Linked DNA regions of Homo sapiens: region 2 is linked to region 1. Evidence: chromatin loops called from intact Hi-C (ENCODE). Cell type or tissue: dorsolateral prefrontal cortex. All regions are shown on one strand. Each heading gives the region's core, and the rest is flanking DNA. Links, peaks and the distances in the headings are about the cores only.

Region 1 (2,913 bases), core at 326-2,825:
GTATGCCTGTACAAAGGAATACTACTCAGCAATAAAATGGAGTGAGCTACTGATGCATGCCACACCATGGACGGACCTCAAAACCATGATACTGAGTGAAGGCAGCCAGATGCAAAAGGCCACACACTGTATGATGCCATTTACGTGAAATGTCCCAAAGAGACAAATCCATAGAGAAAGAAAGCAGCTTGGTGGTTGCCTGGGCCTGGGTGAAAGGGGTGTGGGGAGTGAATGCAAATTGGCATGGGGTTTCTTTTGGAAATGTTCTGAAATTGGATTGTAGTGATGGCTGCACAATGCTGTAAATTTACTAAAAATTATTGAATTGCACACTTAAAATGAATGAATTTTATGGTATAAAGTTCCATAAGGCTGTTTAAAATTTTTTATGGTATAAAGCTATTTAAAAAAAAAAAAAGAACAGAGGGGAGTCAGAGGGAGGGGACAAGGGGTGGAGGGTGGAGTTGTTAGAGCTTCATGGGGCATAGGAGATAAATGGATATGTACTGGCTGGAAAGGATAGAAGCTGTGATTTTCTTAGTCACCTAACTGGGGAAATCCCAGAACAGGAGGCCTCTGAGTTCCTACTAGCTGACAAGTGATAAAAGCTGAGAGTAATAATGACAAGTGCTAACACTGATTAAGTGCCAGGCACATGCCAGGCAACTATACAGAGCATGTTACAGGTATGAACCCATCTGCTCCTCCAAGAAGCCCTTTGAAGTGGTATTGGGAGATAATTCTCCATGGGTCTCTCCAAGGTCTGCATGTCTTCAGCTCAAAAGACACTGAGACCTTTGTTCTAGACTATCATCTCAAGGACATCTGTGTAGCAAACACACTTGGAGGACAGAGACAATATCTCTCTCTGGAGCAGAAAGAAGAGGATAGAGTTGTTTCCCAACCAGTACAATAATGTCTCTATCTGAGGCAAAGGCTAGACAGGTTTGGCAATAGCCCCTTTATAAGATTGCAGGTTTCCTAAGCTCTGGGATCCTCCATTGAGACACAGATCTGCTGCTGTGTGTGCAGAATCCATTTGGGTTGTTTTCATTGCTCTCATGGAACTTGGGAGACAATTAGAACTGACGCAAATATGAAGCTTGTGCTGCTTGCTATACTGTGACTAATAAAGTCCTTTGTCTCTGACCTGGGATCTCGTGTCTTCTGCCGTCATGTATGGCATTGTGGCAGGCTAACTCATTAGCTTGTGAGCAGTGCAAAATCTCGGACCCTTCGTAGTTCTTCCGTCATACTCACATCACCCCTGTTTTACAGATGAGGACTTTGAGGCCCAGAGAATTGAAGCTTCTTGTTCAAGATCACACAGCTAACAAGTAACAAAGCTAGGACTGTTACCCAGACCGATTGGGAAAGGAAGGAGAGATGAGTAGGGGATTGGAGAAGAGAACCGCTGGAAATGACAGGAGCTGAAGGCCCCAAAGGTACACAGAAGGTCATGCCTCTCAGCTTCCCAAACCCACACACCCCCAGATGCTGCCTGTCCCTACATCCGGCTGCTGGGGCTGAGCAGCCAATTTGGGACGACCGTGATATATTTAACGGTGAGTCATGCTCTCCCCCAGCAATCAGCAGTGGCAGGCTCGGGAGGATGCAGGGAGCATCTCTGGAAATCCGTGCCTGAGGGTCGCCATGACAACGCCATCTGAGTCGCTTGCCAGCAGCTGGGATGCCAGTGCCTGAACCAAGGCACAAAATAGTCTCACAGGCTGAGTGCGGCCGAGGACAGGAGCAGGCCCCCTGCACGGCATCCCCAATGGGTTTGCCAGGGATTGATGGGAGGGATGTGAGGACTTGGTGACAAGGGAGATTCATGGGCTCACTGTCCAGGTCACAGTACTCTATGGAAGCCTGGGGTCCCTGGCTGGTGGGAATGAGCACACTTGGCGTGATGGGTATTTTGGTGAGCACCATCTCTTCCTGCCTTGGTTCTTCTTGGTTTGTCTGTCTCATAGTTGCTCTCCCAGAGGCCCTGCCCAATTTGAGGCTTCTATCCAAGTGTCACAACCTCTGAAGACTGACAGCAACTTGGGAAGGTAACCAAGATCATCTTCCAGGATAATTCTGAAGACTTCAGAACCTAGGGCGAATCAGCCACACCCACACACTAACACCAAATACGAATATCCCATGAAAGCAGCTTGGAATCCATTCATTCATTCATAAATCCATTCATCACCTTGTCCTCTCAGTTGTTCATTTTAATTAGAACCTGGGTCCTACAGGCCCTATGTAGAAGTGGATTTGGTTATCCCGTCCTCATCCCCTTTCACTCCCCCTCTCTTATTCTACTCTAGCTCACTAGTCTTACTGCTGTTCCTCAAACATACAGTTGCTTTTCTGCCTCAGAGCCTTTGCACTTGCTCCTCCATCTGCCTGGAAAGCTCTTCCCCCAGAAGGGAAGCTCTCCCTTTAGGTTTCTGCTCATATGTCACCTTCTCAGAGACACACTACCAAGACCACCCTAGGAGAAAGCACCTAATTCAGCCTCAGTGATAAGGCCAAATATATATATATATATATATTATGTATAATATGACATATATCTGTGACTTAGTTTCCCCCATCCGTACGAAGCAAAGAGAGACAAGCTGAAAATTGGTGGCCTGTAAGTTGAATCTAACTCACAGACCTGTTTTGTTTGGTTTACATAGTGTTTCAAGAACTGAGCAAGTTGCTAACAGTTATAAAGTTGAGAGATTTTGTTTTAGAATGCAAATTTTCAATTTATCTCGAAAAACTAAGGTTGGGTGTGGTGGCTCATGCCTGTAATCCTAGCACTCTGAGAGGCTGAGGAGGGTGGATCACTTGAGCCCAAGGAGTTTGAGACCAGCCTGGCCAACAGGACAAAACCTCGTCTCTACAAAAAATACAAAAATTAGCTGTGTGTGG
Region 2 (2,913 bases), core at 136-2,635, 63 kb before region 1:
GGCAAAGTGACATGATCAGACTGACAGCTTGACAGGACCCCTCTGGCCATTATGTTGAGAAGAACCTGAAAGATCAAGGGCAGAAATAGGGAAGCTGGTCTGGACGTGGTACAATATGAAGGCAATAAACAATGGTGGCCTGGCCCCAAGCTGCAGCAGTGGAGGAGCAAGAAATGCAGATCCCAGATCTATTTTGAAGGCAGAGCCCAGAGGAACGGCTGACAAGCCATTCATTTCAGCACTGTTTGTTATAGCAAAAGTTGAAAGCAACTTGAACGTTCAGGAGTAGGAGACTGGCAATTACCATGTATAATAGAACACAACATAGGCTTATGAAAGAATGAGGAGGCTCTTCGTGTATTAATACAGAATGATTTCCAAGATACATTAAATGAAAAAAGCAAGATGCAGAGCAGTGTATATGGCACTCTTACTATTTGTATGGGGTAAAATCAAAGCAAAACAAAACAACACACGCACGCTACACATCGGTTATATGTATGTGTGTGTGTGTGTGTGTGTGTGTGTGTGTGTGTGTGTGTTTGCAAAAATGATCTCTGGAAGGATACGTGAGAAACTGGCGGCCTCTAGGGACAGGGGGACAGGGGTCCAGGGGTATAAGGGAAATTTCACTTTTCATTGCATCTTTTGGATTTGAGATTTTGTGCCTCTTCTCAACTGGAGGTGATGTCCCCCAGGGGACATCTAGCAATTTCTGGAGACATTTTTGGTTGTTGCAACTGGGGGGAGGTATTACTGGCATCTGGTGAGTAGAGGTCAGAGATGTTGCTAAACACCCTGCAGTGCCCAGGGCAGACCCCACAACAGAGCAAGAGCTGGCCCTAAATGTCAGTAGTGCTGAATTTGAGAAGGTTTGATCTATTAAAAAACATAATAAGGCTGGGTGTGTTGGCTCATGCCTGTAATCCCAGCACTTTGGGAGAGCAAGGCGGGTGGATCACCTGAGGCCGGGAGTTTGAGACCAGCCTGGCCAACATGGTGAAACCCCCTCTCTACCAAAAATACAAAAATTAGCCAGGTGTGGTGGCGGGTGCTTGTAATCCCAGCTACAGGAGGCAGGAGAATTGCTTGAACCTGGGAGACAGAGATTGCAGTGAGCCGAGACCGTGCCACTGCACTCCAGCCTGGGCGACAGAGCAAAACTCAGTCTCAAGAAAGAAAGAAGAAAGAAAGAAAGAGAGAGAGAGAGCAAGAGAGAGAGAGAGAGAAAGAGAGAGAGAGAGAAAGAGAGAAAGAAAGAAAGAATAGAAGTTTTTTTTTTTTCAGGATGGTCTTTATTCTGAGGTTGTATATTTTATGGGTTTGATATATCCTTTGTTTTACTAAGATAATATATAGTACATGATAGTCATTTTTTCCACATCTTTACTTGGCAAAATAAAATGTCAGCAAGCCTTATACACTTCTCTAAGCTGAATAAAAAATTATCCGGGCATGGTGGTAGGTACTTGTAGTCCCAGCTACTTGGAAGGCTGAGGCAAAAGGGTGGCTTGTGTCCAGGATTTCGAGGCTGCAGTGAGCTAAGACTGCACCACTGTTCCCCAGCCTGGGTGTCAGAGTGAGACCACATCTCTAGACAAATAAGAATAAATTTTTTTTTTTTACTGGGCTATGAAATCCTAAAGTCTGGAAACTACCCTTTTCACTCAATGGGCTTTTGAAAGGTAATGATTTTAAAATATGTCCACAAAATATTTGATCCTTTTTCCCCAAGAGGTAGAATTACCTCTCTCTAAGTGTGAACCAGATTTGGTGACTCACTGCTAACAAATAGAATTTGGTGCGAGTGATGGTTTCTGATTTCTGAGACTAGGCCACAAGACGCATTGTGCCTTTCTCCTTACCCCTCTCTCTTGGACCACTGCCCCTGGGGGATGCCAGCTTCCATGCTGTGAGGATATTCAAGAGCCCTATGGAGAAGTCCACATGGTGAGCAACTGAGGCCTCCTGCCAACAGCCAGTAAGGAACTGAGGCCTCCTCAGCCAACTTAGAGGCAGGTCTTCCATCCCAGTCAAGCAGAGGACTGCAGCTGGTGTCTTGATTGCAACCTTGTGAGAGACCCCTAGCCAGAACCACTCAGCTAAAGATGCTCCTGAATTCCTGACCCACAAAAACCATGAGATAATAAATGGTTCAACTTGCTAGAGTTTGGGGGGTAATTTGTTACACAGCAGTAGATAAATACAGAAGGCTGGGCACAGTGGCTCATGCCTGTAATCTCTGTACTTTGAGAGGCTGAGGTGGGTGTATCACTTGAGGCCAGGAGTTCAAGACCAGCCTGGCCAACATGGCAAAACCCTGTCTCTATTAAAAAATACAAAAAATTAGCCAGGTGTGGTGGCACATGCCTGTAATCCTAGCTACTCTGGAGGCTGAGTCACGAGAATTGCTTGAACTCGGCAGGTGGAGGCTGCAGCGAGCAGAGATTGTGCCACTGCACTCCATCCTGGGCAACAGAGTGAGACTATGTTTCAAAAACAACAACAAAAAACCTCCCAAAAACAAATATAGAAATCTTTGAGCCCTATCAGTAAGGCAGAGATCACAGAAAGGTAGCCTATGGGCTCTGGTCTGCCTACAGATATATTTCCTTTGGCCAGTACAGGACTACAAAAAATGGAATTAATCACTAATGTTTATTTATTTTTATTTTTTATTTATTTTATCTTTTAGCAGAGACAGGATTTCATCATGCTGGCCAGGTTGGTCTCGAACTCCGCCTTGGCCTCCCAAAGTCCTGGGATTTCAGTTGTGAGCCACATGCCCAGCCATAGTTGCTAACATTTAAAAGTTGGGTATTTCCTTTAAAAATCCAGATTTCTGACTTCTCTTAGAAAGATCTAATATTGCTGGGCCCACATCCCTATGGGGTAACAACCAGCTGGAGATGA

The links. A loop is a pair of places that touch in the nucleus more often than their neighbours do. Peaks named below come from ENCODE experiments on the same cell type or tissue, not always from the same donor. Only the 100,000 strongest peaks of a DNase experiment are listed, where the experiment ranks them.
Region 2: a loop joins it to region 1, with 1.9 times the contacts of the local background. A loop is called at or near these places in 1 of 110 quality-filtered maps.

Annotation. Positions count from the first base shown.
Region 1 is chr20:49,423,125-49,426,037 of GRCh38, forward strand. The region is part of intron 1 of KCNB1 (potassium voltage-gated channel subfamily B member 1); the gene reads right to left. The region is part of intron 2 of LOC105372649 (a long non-coding RNA gene); the gene reads left to right. Among named protein-coding and RNA genes, the nearest start is that of KCNB1, 58 kb to the right of the region's middle. RefSeq lists enhancers at 1,132-1,655, 1,656-2,179. In dorsolateral prefrontal cortex, for the core only: no CTCF peak of the experiment used is centred there; a DNase peak (open chromatin) is centred at 1,647; H3K27ac peaks cover 2,500 bases.
Region 2 is chr20:49,360,548-49,363,460 of GRCh38, forward strand. All of the region lies in intron 2 of LOC105372649 (a long non-coding RNA gene), which reads left to right. Among named protein-coding and RNA genes, the nearest start is that of SNORD12, 81 kb to the left of the region's middle. In dorsolateral prefrontal cortex, for the core only: no CTCF peak of the experiment used is centred there; a DNase peak (open chromatin) is centred at 1,534; H3K27ac peaks cover 2,500 bases.